Regions from separate parts of the Mus musculus genome. Here regions 1 and 2 are each linked to region 3. A link is a loop called in an ENCODE intact Hi-C map of the cell type or tissue named here. Cell type or tissue: left cerebral cortex. All regions are shown on one strand. Region 1 overlaps Ncor2 (nuclear receptor co-repressor 2). Region 2 overlaps Ncor2 (nuclear receptor co-repressor 2). Region 3 holds the start of Ncor2 (nuclear receptor co-repressor 2).

Evidence for each region. Hi-C counts contacts between places; a loop is a spot of excess contacts. Peaks named below come from ENCODE experiments on the same cell type or tissue, not always from the same donor. Only the 100,000 strongest peaks of a DNase experiment are listed, where the experiment ranks them.
Region 1: it touches region 3 in a loop (3-fold over the local background); 4 of 42 quality-filtered maps call a loop at or near these places.
Region 2: a loop joins it to region 3, with 2.5 times the contacts of the local background. A loop is called at or near these places in 5 of 42 quality-filtered maps.

What each region holds. Positions count from the first base shown.
Region 1 is chr5:125,053,486-125,058,485 of GRCm38, forward strand. Ncor2 (nuclear receptor co-repressor 2) reads right to left here. Exons shown (of 47, transcript NM_011424.3): 18 at 2,248-2,390. Among named protein-coding and RNA genes, the nearest start is that of Rflna, 53 kb to the left of the region's middle. In left cerebral cortex, a CTCF peak has its summit at 3,089; DNase peaks (open chromatin) are centred at 4,154 and 4,723; H3K4me3 peaks cover 2,698 bases; H3K27ac peaks cover 3,374 bases.
Region 2 is chr5:125,064,917-125,069,916 of GRCm38, forward strand. Ncor2 (nuclear receptor co-repressor 2) reads right to left here. Exons shown (of 47, transcript NM_011424.3): 15 at 4,016-4,161; 16 at 2,860-3,032; 17 at 924-986. Among named protein-coding and RNA genes, the nearest start is that of Rflna, 64 kb to the left of the region's middle. In left cerebral cortex, a CTCF peak has its summit at 2,375; DNase peaks (open chromatin) are centred at 2,361 and 4,093.
Region 3 is chr5:125,174,874-125,179,873 of GRCm38, forward strand. It overlaps Ncor2 (nuclear receptor co-repressor 2), which reads right to left and starts at 4,341. Exons shown (of 47, transcript NM_011424.3): 1 at 4,124-4,341. In left cerebral cortex, CTCF peaks have their summits at 2,160, 2,866, 3,771 and 3,978; DNase peaks (open chromatin) are centred at 625, 1,204, 1,646, 2,173 and 5 more places; H3K4me3 peaks cover 4,371 bases; H3K27ac peaks cover 4,528 bases.

The DNA.
Region 1 (5,000 bases), 120 kb before region 3:
CACTGACCTCCTGCCTCCCCTGTTCTCTGGGTGGCTGAGGGTGGCATGCCTTCCTGCTTTCAGACGGGGCCGGGCCAGCAGCCAAAGGCCCTAGCCACTGCTTCAGGACTCAGAGAACAGAAGTGAACCTCTTAGTTCTTGTCATTTTCTTTTTGAGACACGGTCCTGTAGCCTAGGCTGGCCCTGAACTCCTGATCCTCCGGGCTCAAGCATCCTTAGTGCAGCTTGGCCTACCCTCTTTACAGTGGCAGCCTGATGCCGAGTGGGTGAGAACAGACAGCCCAGGTCAGGGGCTGCCACAGGCCAGCTCATACACTCATACAACACGGTACTCGCTCTGTACTTCAGGGGCCTCCGCCTCTGCTCACTGCTCTTATCATGATCCTCAGGACCAGCCAGCCAGCTCTTGAGGTTGCCTGGGGAGAGAATCAGCCCACCTCCTCTACAGGCCTCCGCCAGGGCAGCCACCTGAATGACAAAGCTAAGAACGGGGCAGGGGTCCCCTTTCCTGGGCAGCCTGCCTCCATCCCATTCAGACCAGAGTCACCTCAGCTCAATAGCTCACCATGATTCCCACATCCCACTAAGTAGTAAGCTCCTCCAGACACTCCAACCACGCCTTTGCCCACTATACACAAACTCTGTCCTACTCTGTGACCTGGGCCAGACACTGGACTTTCCTCAGTGGAAGGTACCTGCTCCTCATACACTCCTGAAGCAGGTGGGAACTGAGGCCCAGAGGCCAGGCTGTGCGCTCTGAGCACAAGCTACAGGGCCAGAGCACACTCCCACCGGGCAGAGCCCTATGTCCTTTGGAGGGACTCCATGCACGCAGGCTTGCATCCATCTATCACCTGGGATAGACATACCACACCACAAAGACCCTGAGCCCTCTGCCATCTGGCTTTAGCTGGTGGGGAGCTGGCGAATTGCCTAGTGTCCCCTTTTCAAGTACTGCCCTGTCACTTGGGAGGAGCTGTTATCCTTCCCATTTCACAGGCAGAGAAACTGAGGCACAGAGCAGATAAGACTCTTAGCTAAAAAGCCACACAGCCTGTAAGTGGCACAGCCTAGACAAACACACACACACACACACCCCTACACCTATCAGCAGACAGCCCCTTGGTAATTGCTGCATAGTGATCGCAAGGGCTTCAGGTACCTAGAGGACATGGGATGGGTAGCTATGACATCAGTGACAGGGGTATCACAAAGAGCAAGCAGGCAGGAAGCCCCACAGAGGGCCTCCCATTCACGGGCACCTCCTTCCTGTCCGTGTCACTGTCCCCTCCACCTACTTTCTAGCTAAAGAAGTGGCTCAGTAGGGAGAAGCTGGTCAGGTCACATGGTGCTCAGACCACAAGCTCAGACCTGGCCCCTTTTAGATGACTATGTCCTTGGGTCCACTGTCCCACCGGGGGTCATTGAGAGCAGAGGGAGCAGTTCCCTGGAGACATGGAGAGTTGGGCAGTCATATGTTCGGGGGACACGAGCCGTAAGAAATAGCTGGGGCAGGAGGGTGGGCCAACAAGGGTGTCCCTGGATTCCACATGGGTCTTGAGAGGAGCCCTAATGGAGCAATGCTGTGTCTCTGGCTGCTGGACCATGCTCTACCGCACCCTGTGCTGCTGTGTACCCTGCACTGGGCCTCGAGGCTCAGGAAAGAGCAATACATCTTTCACTGCACAGGAACCCACACAACTTTAAAGCCAGGGAACGATGGGCCTCAAGGTGTCCTTCACAAGCCTCACTCAGACCACGGCGGGAGATTGGAGAGGTGGTAGAGCTACTCGGCTCTGAGTTCATACACCCACTTAGGTGGCTGAAGAGCTTCCCTGGTCCTCAGTTTCCCCAGCCCTAACAGGCTGATGACGTTAAGATGGGGTTGGGGAGGATCATGGGAAGGCAGTGCAGTGGCTCCAGTGGCCCTCCTGGCCATGGATGTAAAAAAGGCCCTGCTTAGAGATACAGCTGTCAGTGTGGGCCCCAAGTCTTCCTCCAGCCTCTGTCTTCTGGGACCCTCATTCCCTGTCCCTGTAGCCCGACTGTTCAAAAGGGCAGCCAAGCAGAAGCGAAGCTGCTCACTTAGGACCTCCAGGTCCGATTCCTGGCTGAGTCAGGGCCCAGCCCACCCATCCCTCCCCATGCAGATGCCAGGCAGCCAGGGGCCACATGAGCGAGGCTGTGGGAGGCCTGGCTGGCCCCAGTTCCCAGTGGACGTGGCCACCGAGTTCTGGCCAGACTTACCATCTTTAGCTTGTGCTGCTGAAGGATTTCGTCCAGGTTCTGCCTCTTCTTGTAGTTGAAGTAGAAGTTCTTACACTGGGACACGGTCTTGGAGCCCACCATACGGGCAATGGCTGACCAGTTCCTCCCATGTTCCAGGAGGCCTACAGGTGGAGGGCAGATGAGGGTTCACTACCGTCCAAAGCCAAGGGGGCACAGCCAGGGAGGGACCAGGAAACAAACAGTAACAGGCATGGCCCCAAGCGAGGCCACAGTTAAGATTCTAGGGGGCAGAAGACAGCCTCCCCCCATCCTTCCCTCCCCAGTTGGGCGGGAGCTGTGGTGACCCAGCTCTGACACTGCACAGCTGCAGTGAGGCCTCAGGAGAACAAGCCCGCTTTCCGGTCTCACCATAGGTGAAGGGGAACGAGCCCTGGAAGAGCTCAGGTCAGAGCAAGGCCGAGCTGGGGAGGGGAGCAGGGTGAGCTTGGGGCCCCCCCACACCTCAAGAGCCACACCAGACTCAGGGCCCACCTGGCACTTAGCAGTCACGGGTGGATCTGTCTCAAGTCACAGCTTGAGACCACATGGTGGGACAATCTTCAGATCTGCGGAGGCCCCCCTCAACCCCTCCCCAAGGCCACAGACCTCATGGCTCACAAGCTCTGAGGCTACAAACCTTGGGCTATACTAGAAGGCTGTGCACCCTCAGCAACCTTCAATGAGCCCCAGCTCCCTTGAAGGCAAAGCTGGCCATTTTCCCATGGCAGTGCCAGAAACCTGCCCCTGGGGATGGAGGTTAGGAGGCCGGCGCTTCGGCGGAGCTTCAAAGCCACTTGTGACAAGGCTAAGTCCCATTTCCTACCACCAGGCTTCAAATCATGTTCTTCAACACAAGTCAAAGCAGAACAAGAGGCTGTAACTACGAATTGCAGGGGGCGGGGAGGGCAGGGGAGGGGGCCCACCCCCTTCTCACCACCCCCTCATTCAAACCCCAGTTGGTGGCTCACTACAAACAAAGGAAACAATAAAACCCCCAACACACCAGCAAGTGACCCCCTAGGTCTACATGGCTTTGAGTCAGTCTTGCCCCTCCCCCACACCCTGGTCAAGACTGGAATTCTTGAAGGTTTCTCACCCACCTCACCCAGCTCAGGAGTGGGTCTGAAGCCTCAGCTTCCCATAGTAGCAGCATTGGGGGGGAGGGGGACGCGCCATGGTTTGGGGGAGGTGCGGGATAGCCAGGCCACCTGCTGGCCTACAGTGACCACAAGAGCCACGTGGCTCCAGAGCAGCTTCTCAGGGCTCCTCAAGGACAGGAGGCAGGGAGGGCCAGGGCTCAGGATCAAGTGTAACTCAGCCCCTGACCTTTCCCTCCACCCGCGCCAGCAGCAGCTGCCACTTCCAGAACCTGGCGGCTGGGGCTGCGTTTATTTATATTACCCGAGTGCCGTCCAAGAGGGCCCAACAAACACGTCAGGCCGAGGGATCGCAGGCCCGGAACCCCAGGGCAGGTCTCCATTTGGAGCTGTTGGGGGTGGGGTGCAATGAAGACTTGGGAGGGGAGGGTGGCCCGACCCCGGGGAACAGACATTTCCAAATTCAGTTAGGTCAATAGGGAGTCAGAACAGCTGGGTCTCCCAACTAACTCAGCCTATAAAAGCTAGAAACTGTCAGGGTGGGGGGGATGACGCTCAGCTGTTCCCGAACACGTGTGGTCAGGGAAGAGCACTGGGCAGAGCTGTTGGGGAGGCCCTTCCCAGAGTGTGCCACACAGCCCTGGGGAGACAGGAGCTTCCTCTACTCTTGTTCTAGGAACCTTACATTAGGGTGCTGTGCACAGGAGCACTTCATATCCCGTGTCGTAGAGACAGCCCAGCTGCTCTGTCCACCCCGGGGAAGCCCCGCTGAGAATGCCCCAGGCACGCTTGGAGCTAAGACTAAGTACAGCCTCCTTCCAGGGGATCTTGGCTGCACCCTAGAAAGGCAAGAAGGAGCGCCAGGCCACGGGTCCAAAATTCCAAGACCCCACCACCACCACATGTGCAGCTGAAATTTCCTGTAGCCCCATAGAAGTCCCCGTCACCAGCCAACCCCACCCTCTTGCCCCGCCAGCTGGGGACCACTCACATCCTCTCATCTGCGTCTCCCCCTCGGCCAAGTTTTCCGGAAACATCCGGCTGGAAGGATGCTCCAGGGAGCGGAGCGGTGATTAGGAGGCTGTGGCCGCAAGGCTCCTTAGGGCTTCTTGCTGGTATCCCCCGGTTCTACCTCTGTTCACATCCTCAGGAGCCGAGAGGGCAAAAGCAGGCACTGGGGATGGCCCCAGGACTCCTCCGGCTGCAGCTACCAGCTGCCCCAAAGAACAGAGCAGTGCCCTTCCTGCTTGGGAAGGGAGCGAGGGCTACGGCAGCAGCGGGAAGTTGTCAGTTCTGTGTGCTGGGTTTCTCTGTGCCAGGCGTCACCAGTGCGCACGCGGCGTCCGCAGATCTTCCAGGCACCAGTGTCTCAGAGAGGACACTTGGTGAGGGTGCTGTCCCGGAGCCCCCAGACCCACCAAGCCACAAGAAATCCAAAAGCCCCGGGCAAGACAGGGCCAGGCAGCCGTGTCCCTAAACGGCTGGGCTGTGGGACCCAGGGCTCCGCGCGGCTCTTCTTGCTGCCTGACCCAACGAGCCGCGTCAGGACTGAATGTGACCTCCAGACGCGGCGGGCGGGGGCGGGCGGGGGCCGGGCACAGGCCCAGGTTCGGCTGGGCGGGCCAACTGGCACAG
Region 2 (5,000 bases), 110 kb before region 3:
AAGGCAGGAGCCCACTGCAATGCCACATTCAAGTGAGCAGGTGGCTTTGTTTCTCTCAGAGACATGGGAGAGGTAGGGCCAGACATTCACAATCGCTAGCTCTGGGACCCTCAGTGAAAGCCACTCATCCTAAGGTGGCTTCAACTCCTTGTAGCCATTCTGGCACTCCTATCTTAGAGATGGGTAAACTGAGGCTCAGAGATAGGTCACCAAGCTGGAGAGTGAAGGCCTCAGGCATAATGAGTGTGGTTTCGAGGCAGGTCATGCTAATGTTACCAGGGCCCCAGGAGGCGTCCCCTCAAAGGTCAAGGCTCAGAGAGATGCTGGGGAAGGGGTCCTGTCTAGCCAGCAGGTTGTTGGCAGTGAGATGTCATCCTCAGGGTGTGAATGGCTTAGCCCAGTCACATGTCACAGCTAACGACTCCCTGATTTTGAAAATCTATAGTCTTGGCCTTGTGATGTAGACAACTATTATGGCTGCTGTCTGGTCTACTGTGGAACACACCACCACCAAAAGCTAGGCACCAATTCCAAATGTTTGCAGAGCACAAGCCTGCACCAGCGTGGGGACCTTGGAGACCCCATGTAAGAGCCACACGCAGGTGTGAAGACAGGAAGCCCTCCCTCCTGTGCCACTGACCCTGTGGCCAGCCTCGATGGCCAGGGGACTGTCCACCAAGCACCTTGGCCACTGTCCTCAGGGACCAGTTGAGGTAGTTCCTCGCACACTCAAACCACAGGCTCCTAAGCCATTCTAAATTCAGGTACAGGCCAGCACTCGAGGCAGAGACTTGTTCTCTGGCAGGTTCAACTGAGGCTCTGAAGAGCCCCTGCTCCTGGCCAGATGCACCAGCAGCTTTGCGAGCCAGGCATCCCAGTGCCGGGGACAAACAAACACGGCGCACACTATCACGTCGCTTTACCTTTCTTTGCTGTCTCCATCTCTTCCTCAGTCCAGCGAGAACTCTCGTTCATCTCCATGGAAGCTGCAAAGAAGACAGGCATTGGTAGGCGTTCCATAGAGTGCTTCCCCTACAGTCTGCTCTGAGCTGGCCAGCCCCCCCTTACCACAGTGCCTGATGCCCCATGCCCAGGGGCCAGTAGCTGTGTACAGAAGCCCCCCCCACCACCAACACACACACACACACACACACACACACAGACAGCACCACAGCGCACTATGCTGAGAGGATCTGGTATCTCCATTCGCAGACAAGGAAACAGGTGGCCAGGGTCTGGGTCATGGCCTGTTTCTACTTGCACTTTGCCAGGAAGGGGTAAGCCCACCTAGGGACACGGTCACAAATGTAAAGGAAGAATCATGGGCAGGGACTCCATTGTGCAGAGCGGGCCATTTCACACCTCCTTGGAGGCAACCCTCTAGATCAGTGGTTTTCAACCCGTGGGTTGTGTGTGACCCCCACAGGGGCAACATATCAGATATTTGTATTACAGTTGATAACAATAGCAAAATTAGTTATGTGGTATCAACAAACTAACTTTATGGTTGGGGGGTTTTCACCACAACAAGAGGAACTGTATTAAAGGGTTGAGGCCTTAGGAAGGTTGAGAACCTCTGCTCTAAACGCTCACAGCCCGTCTCCTACCATGACCCTCAAAAAATGGCTCCTCAGCATTTGCTCTCGGCTTGTGAGTGACGTCACCATGGCTAGGCCTCCTTTGGTGCTGGTGACTATTACAGTCTCCCTAGCTCACCCGAGGACAACAAGGCCCTTCAGAAGGGACGCAGCCAGGCACAGGGTGGGCAGAGGCAGCCTTGTCTGGATGACACACCACACTCTGACCGCTCCTTAGGTGACCTGCTGCCTGTAGCCCAGCTGTGAGTCCCTGACAGGGGTGTGCCGAGAACTGTGACAGGCATGGTGTGGCCTGTGTCCCTTCCTGCTGCCAAGCCCCGGCTGTCTCCTGGATCTCAGAGTCCCCTGTCCTTCCACGGACACCTTCGTGGGAGGCTTTGCAAGCCACAGGTAGAAGATTCTGGAACACTGAGAGAGGCCAGGGTGTATTTTCTGTCCTTCAGCCTAGTACAAGCCATGGGACTGTCTTACACATGAGGTCTGCCTCACAGGCCTGCTGGCACTCTGCCATCAAGTGCCAGCTGACACACACCCACAAAACCCACACAGGATTTGTGGTCAGCGGAGCTGAGTTCAAATCCCAATTATATCATAACTTGAGGTAAGCTACACTGCCCCCAGCAGCTCATACATAAAGCCCAAGCCAGTTCCAAGAAGAGTGAAAGTCTACCTCAGATCCACTAGAGAAATAGAACCTGGGAAGAGACCCAAGCAGCCAAGATGACCCACTCACTGCACAGGATGAGTGTGCACTGCTGCCCCTGGTGGCTGCCCTTGGAACTGCAGCTCAGCTCACCCTACTGGCTTACTTTTTTACCCAGAGAAGGCAAGGGAAACCAAAACCCACAAAGGTGAAGAGACCATCTCAGAACTATCCTTCTACTAGATGACTTAACCCAGTTCATCACCACCCCAAATGTCCACACGGCCCAATCTTCTGATTTAAAACAACAAATGGGGCTGGGTTGGGGAAAGGTGGGTTCACAGCCTCTTCCCAGTCCTAAGCTCGGCCTGCACCCAGGTTCTCTTTATATTCTTGTTAGGTGTATAATTTCTCTCTGTGCATGTGAAGATACCGAGGCAAAAGGGAGAACGCTCCGGGTCACAATAAGCGCAGTTAGCCAAATACTTTATCTAAACCCCACAGACAGAGACCCAGGTCCTCAGCTAGGGGCAGTTTACTCCAACTTCACGGAATCCTAGCAAGAAACAATCTCCCTACATTCCAGCCCCCCCCCCCCCCAGTCCCCAGCCTGCTCACCCAGCTCTGAACTTTGCTGTGGGGTGGCTGTCTCCTCATGGTTGGCCTCGTTGGCCATGGAGCGCGTGATACGGCCTTTGCGGCGGCCTTGGCTGTTGGCAGTTTTGCGGCCTTTGGAGGCCACGGCCTCTTTCTCATCGTTGTCCTCGCCAGAAGTGTCGTCTGTCTTCTCCCTGAGGTCACGAAAGGGACACCGGGATGGATCAGCTGGGGATGGACACCCCAAGACCACTGGGGAGACCTTTGGGTTGCTCCATCACAGCTGCAGAGAGGAAAGAGCTGCAGCTGGCTAAAAGGGTGCTATGGGCGGGCAGGCCCCTGCCGCAGTACCTTAACCCTGAAAGGTGGCGGGAGCTCATCCAGGGGTGGGTGGGAAGGGCAGATGTGAAGTCATCTGACTCCACCTGTCACCAGCGGGGCCTCAAGAGATGCTGACACCATCACCATACAAACAGGGAGCCCAGCTAGAGGCCTTCGGGACTCTGTGGCCCCCTGTACTAGCCACGGGGACTTAATTCTGCACCCCTACAGAGCAATTTGCTCAGGGTATATAGGACTGCAGGCGTGGGGAATTGCAGCCCAGCCCAGCAGTGGGGGTGCACATGACCTGGGGACCTGGCTCCTCAGAAGCAACTGGGGTAGATTTATCGCCTCTGTCACTCATTCATCTTCCTGAAAGATGCCGGCTGGAGCCGTGGAGACAGGGAAGGAGGAGGCTCTGATGTGCACAGGCCCAGCACAGCACCTGCGGCCCCTCCACCTTCTCCCGCTGGCTAGGGGGGTTGGCGGGTGCTGATGGGGGTGAGGATGAAGGCGGGGGCTGCCAGATGCTTGCGTCCATGTTGCCCTCCCGAGGCCCTTCAGCCCTCTCTCCCTCGTGGACCTCAGGGGCCTTGGAGGGGAGGCAAGGCTGAGTGCCAAAGTGGCTGTCTGGATTTATGAGTCCCGGAGCAGGGCTCAAATGAGCAATCAGTCTCCTAGGTCTCTTGGGGGGGGTGGGAGAAGCGGGGGTGTGCAGAGAGGGTGGGGGATGGACAGAGTGGGGGCTGAGGCTTCCGGGAGGAAAGGCCTGGGAGAACTGACTGGGGCTCCAAACTGGCGCCAGGCTCTGTTCCCCAGGGGCCCAGGTGTGCACCGCGCAGCTGCCAGGCCTTACTTGCTGAGTTCTTCCTTCTCGTTCTCCGCATCCTGCTTCTCTTCCTCCTTGTCGGCCTCCTTCTCCTTCTCCTTCTCCTCCTTCTCCTCCTGGCTGCTCCGTGCCATCTGCTGCTGCTGCTGCTGTTGTTGCTGCTGCTGCTGCTGCTACAGCCCGGGGAGCAGAGGCAGGAGGGAAAACAGGAGACAGGTGAAGCTGGGGAAGGGAGGGACGGTGAACGCAGAGGCCAGGGCAACTGGGGAGCCAGCCAGGTGGGAGAGGTTGGAGGTAGAATGAAGCCAGAAAAGCACCACACTCGGGTGTAGGGGTTCGAGTCCTGCCATCTCCCCTGAGCCCAGTGGAGTAAGAGTAATATCTGCAGAAAGCCTTTGTGTGTGTGTGTGTGTGTGTGTGTGTGTGTGTGTGTGTGTGTGTGTAGGGAAACTCTTTCCTTCCATTGTTCCTTCCTGGCAGAAAACCATTGATGCACAATGGCTCTAGGGCCTTGTCTTTTATAGGACTAGGCTACACTGGGGAAGGACGGACACCATGGCATACTGGTACACAGAGACAGAGCAAGAACCTGACTTGTCCAGCCACTGTAGCCTCTTAAGGCAACACTGTTGTGCACTCGGGATCCTCAGGGCCACTTCTCTCCAGCTCCTAAGAATCCTGTGTTCTGTAAGGGGAGGGGTCAGGGCAGCCATGCATGGTTGCTGGCTCCTCGGCTGGGTACCAGATGTCTGTCAGCGAGACTGTGCCCTTCCCTTCAGATTCTAACACTCCATACAGCCCAGGGGCGAAGCCTCATTCTGGCAGACAGAGCCCCCTGAACCTGACACTGAAGGAGTTTCCTGTCAGTTCAACACTGTCTCAAGGTGGGCCATGGAAAGTGAGGGTCAGAACTCAAGGAGACAGAAGGCGGTACGGGAGGAATTAGCCTGTACTTCACAGCTGCCCTGTGCTGGGGCATTGTATTCAAGCCACTTGGCTGTGTCTCCCACCT
Region 3 (5,000 bases):
GCAGGGTTCCAACTTGACAGGTGAGGCCCACAAGTCCCTATTTAGAGGTTACCAGCCTGGGCACACTGCTTGTGACCCAGAAAACCTTAGTCTTTGATGCTAAATCAACCACCAGGTCAGACAGAGTGGATCAGGCACTCGGTCCCCTGCTGTGCTTCCACGAATTCTTGTGGTATCTATGAACCAAAAGGTTATGACCAGCTAAGGGTCCATGAGCAAGGCAATGTGCAGTGGCTGCACTCTGCTCTAACACAGAGGTGTCACTAGGAGAAATCTCTCTTCCACTCACTGCCACCACGGGCACACTGTCCTGCTGTGACCTTGGGCCAACTGCCCCTCTGACCTGTGTGGCTCTCAGGAGCAAGGGCCTCTCCAACCACAGGCTTATGTGTCCCCAGCCAGATTCCCCGGGGAGACAGGAGCAGGGCACTCCAGGCTTCAGGGCTCCCCGCTTCCAGCGTTATGCCCTGTTAGACACCATGCTAAATAATTCAAACCCCTGTTTTCATTTCAAAATAAACACAGCACTGTCGCCAAGGCAGATGCCAAAAATTTGCATGAGTGTTTTGAGATAAAATGAGACTTCAAAGAAATGCCAGCCTGCCGCTGGCACCACCCCCTCTCCAAACCCTGGGAGAACAAGTTCCCAGTCTCTGAGCTGCCCTCCCCCACAGCCCTGCAAAGATGGGCAGGTGCCAACCCCAAGAGGAAGGTCAGTTCCTGATCCCTTCCTTGCAGCCAAGGCTGTCGTGCTGTGTGATCCGCGAAACAACCCAGGCGTTTGCCCCAGCTTCCAAGGCCAGTCACCAAAACCTCCCAGGGCCCCTGTGACACCTTCTATAAAATAGGACAGTCACTTCCCCATAGCCCACCTCAGAACAGACCAGTAGATGCTCGGTGCACAGACAAAGGCACTTTCTGAATGCTGGCACACACACACACACAGTTGAATGCTTTCTGAGGTCGGCACACACACAGTAAGTGCTTTCTGAATGATAGCACATAGTCAGCATTTTTTTGGGTTTTTTTGTTTTTTGTTTTTCCTGGATGTCACCGTTTTGCTACTGCAGTGCAGATGCAGATCCGCCAACTCCGAGAACAGGATTCACCTGGCGTGCCATAAAGTGGATTTCCCATCCATCAGCCTCCCCTAAGGATGCTCACCTGACCCTTCCCAAGCTTCTCTTCCTCCCTAAAGAGGTGGGTCTTCTAAGCCACCCACTCCACTTGGCTTTGTGTAGCTCTGCCTTCCCCAGACAGCTAACTGCCTGCCTGCCTGCCTGCCTACCACACACACACACACACACACACACTCATCCATCCCCTGGGCACCTTAAGTGGGAATCACTAGCTCCAGAAAGCTGCCACCCTTGCAGGAAACTGTCCCTGAGGTATCACCTAGGGAGGCTGCTATATGGTATCGGAGACATGAACGGATACAGAACAGAGAGAGAGAGACAGACAGACAGACGGGGGGGGGGGGGGGGGGGAACCTCAGACAAGAGGAAAAAGAAAAAAAAAATCGAGCCAGCCCCTGGTGATCAGCCTGTGTGAATCTCCCACTGGATCAATCTCCCCTTTTAACTGGGTGGTGAGGAGGTGCCACCCCCATCTTCAGCGGTTAACACAGGGGTCGTTCCCCAACACCAGTTTGGGGTGGGACCCAGCCAGAAACATTTCCAGCCAGGAATCCCGGGTCCCTGTGGAGAGGGGGGGCTGTAGAGTGGCAAGCACCTGCTGGCCCAGAACAATTCTAGATCCAGCTGTATTGCAGCTCGGTTCCTGTTTGCAGAGCTGGAAAACCTTTGGGAGGTAGCCCAAGTATTCACTAGGAGAAAAGAAAGGATTAAGCCATGAACCCTCATGGGGGGGGGGGGGAGCACAGCCCCAGGAGGGGGTCTCCATCCCTCACCCGGGCCTGACAGCCACATTACCACCGACATGAGTTTATCAATAGTATCGATTCCTGGGCAAGCGTAAATAGCTCCGTGGGAAGAGGCTAGGTCTGGCCACTCACTCCCACCCCCACGTCTGGACTCGAACACCGCAGGCTCCCCTGGCGCCCCAAAGAAACAGCGGTAAATTTCCGAACAGGGACATGGAGTGCAGGGAAGCTAGGCAGTACCCGAAATGCCCTCACCACCCCCTCCACCACTCACTGCAGCTCAGCTGGCTGCCAACTCCGTGTTTGCCTGTGCTCAATGGGCTGAGGCCTGGCCCTTCTCCATCCTGCCTCCTCCATCAGACCCTCCCTGCTCCCAAAGGTGGAGCAGACACTCACTCTCGTGGGTTTCCCCAATACGACGACAGAGCAAGGATGAGAATCCGGAAATAACAGTAGTCATAGTAACCTATCCAAGGACCCTCTGCACAGACTTGGTTCTCAGAAGCGCCCCAGACCAGGGAACTGTTTTCACCCTCACTCTGCAGAAAAGAAGCCCATAACCACAGGCAGGTGAAGTCATCTGCCCCCCCACCCCAACTCCCCATCAGTCAGCCACCCAAGATTCGAACCCAGGAGCTGAGCTACAGAACCAACCAGAACGCTTAGGCCTCTAGCCACCTCGCCTCCTTGACTATTCTGCCCCCTCCTCTACAATTAAAAAAGAAAAAGAGGCCACCCACGAAGTCCCCAGCAGTGGCCTGAGATGCACCCCCTACACGCGCCTGGCCTCAGAGCCCCTTTCATCAAAGCAGCCGCAGGGACCAGCGCTGGAATCAAAAGGGCAAAGCCAAGGCCACCCTAACACTGCCCACAGGGCCCCCCCAGGGATCCTATGCCTTCCACTCCTACCTCCCCTCTCACACATCCCTCCACAAAATCTGCAAAGAGGGAGGAAAAAAAGCCGTAATCGTAATAAAACCAGTTCTCACCAACAGGGGGGAGGAGAAGGAGAGGAAGGGAGGAGGCTGAGAACGAACGGATCCGCCCCCGCTGCCTGCACCAGACTCTCGGGGAGGGCGCGCGCGCACGCCGCCGGATGGACCTAGCTGTGCGAATAAAGCTACAATGTAAAGATTATTCAGCCGCCGCTGCTGGGCGCCTCCAGCTCTAGAGGCCCGAGGGACCGCCTGTCTGGACGCCCGCCCGGCTCTCCTCCCTCAAGGTCGGGAGGGGAGGCCGCTTCCCACGCGCGTCTGGGGGTGCTGGGGCTCCCGGCTGCCCCGCTAGGCTCGGATCTGCAACTTCCCAAACTAGTGGCATCCGAAGTATCCGCACGGCCAGGGGGAGGGTACAGGAGGCGGCGCCGCGTCACCGGAGGGGGGGCGCGGCCGCCCACGGGGTCCTTGGGTCCCCAGAATGCGCCACCCCCGAGGGTCTCAGATCCTGGCCTGTGCCACCCCAGAGTCGCCGGGGGAAGCGGCCGGGAGGGGGTCCCAAGTCCTAGAGCTGCGCCACCCACCCCTGAGAATCCCGGTTCTCAGGCTGCGCCACAACAGAGGGTCCATGAGTCCTGGCCCTCTCCAAAACAAGAGTACATCAGTCAATCCTCAGGCTGCGCCACCCTGCTGCAAGATCCCCGGGGCCTGGCCTTCAAAACATACCACAGGGTAGCCGGGTCCTGGCCTAAACTGCAAGCAGAGCTCTCGGGTCCTGACCTGAATCTCCCTGCAGGGTTCCCGGGTCTTAGCTCGTGCCATCTCAGAAGGTCCCCGGGTCCTGGCTTCTACCACCCTAAAGAGTCTCCAGGTCCGGGGCTACTTTATCCCAGAGGATCCCTGGTCCCGGCCTGTGATTCCCTGCAGGGCTACCAGTCCTCAGGTTGTGCCACCCTACATGGTCCCCAGGTCTTCAGGCTGCGCCACCCAGGAGGTACCCGGTTCCTGGCCTGGAGGGTCCCCGGTTCTCGGCCTGTTCCATCCCGCAAGGTCCCCGATTCTCGGCCTGCTCCACCCCGCAGGTCCCTAAGTCTTGGCCTGTTCCATCCTTCAGGGTCCCGGGTGCCAGGGTCGCGGCCTGCACCGCCCTGCAAGGTCCCGAGAGTTCCCGAAGTTCCCGCGCCCCCGCGCGCTCCCTGCCGCGCCGCCCGTCCCCTCGGGGGCGCCAACTCCGCCGCGTGCGCCGCCCCGGCCCGGAAGCCACCCGCTCCCCGCCGCCCTCCGCGCACTCGGCCCGACTCACCTCGCCGGCGGCGGCACCGGGCGCTGGCGCCGGGCTACGGCGCCGATCGGGCTCGAGGATGCGGCGGGTCCGGGCTGAGAGCCTGCGGTCTCCGCCCGCCGCGCTACGACGCGGGGCCCGGACGCGCGGGCCGCTGCGGGGCGCGCATGGCGGGCGCGGGCGGCTGGCGCGGGGACGGGGATGCGGCCCGGCCTGCGCTGCCCGCGGCTCCGCTCCTGGCGGCGAGGGGCGGGGCGAGGGGCGGGGCCTTGTGGAAGCCCGCCCCTGCCGCCTTAAAGGGCCCGCATGCACGCCTTCCAGGCCTACGCACCCCGCCGCCGTGCGCGCACCCCGAGCTGCGTTTTTTTTTTTTTTTTTTTTTTTTTTTTTGCCCGAAGAAGGCGGAGCAAATACCTCCTCGCCCCCTCCTCCTCCGCGAACCCCAGAGACTTCACGGGAATCGCGTTTCAGCTATTAAATTATAACTCAGGAGTGTCCAGGGGATGCGGAGACGACGCCCCGGGAGGGCCACCCACGGAGCCCTCAGAGTCGCACGCAGATGCTCAGCGACGCGCTGGGCCTCGCCTGGGAGATTGGGGAAAGGCTCTGCGGACCACAACCAATGACGAGCTGGTTCAGGGACTGCAATATGAGATCCTGGAGAGGCCCACGCGAGTCGCGCTACGCAGCCCTGTCACCCGGGCCCCCTGATATCTAAAATGAACAGCCATAGGGAATTTTCCAGGACACGTGCCTAGGCTACGTTCTGAGCCCATGGTCCAGTCTTGGACACCCAATCAGGACCACTCAACCCCAGTAGGAGCTTGCCCACTAGCAGTAGAGCTCATTCACATGCCCCATAGTGGGCCCTCTCTGCCTTAGATCTTTAACAGCAGCC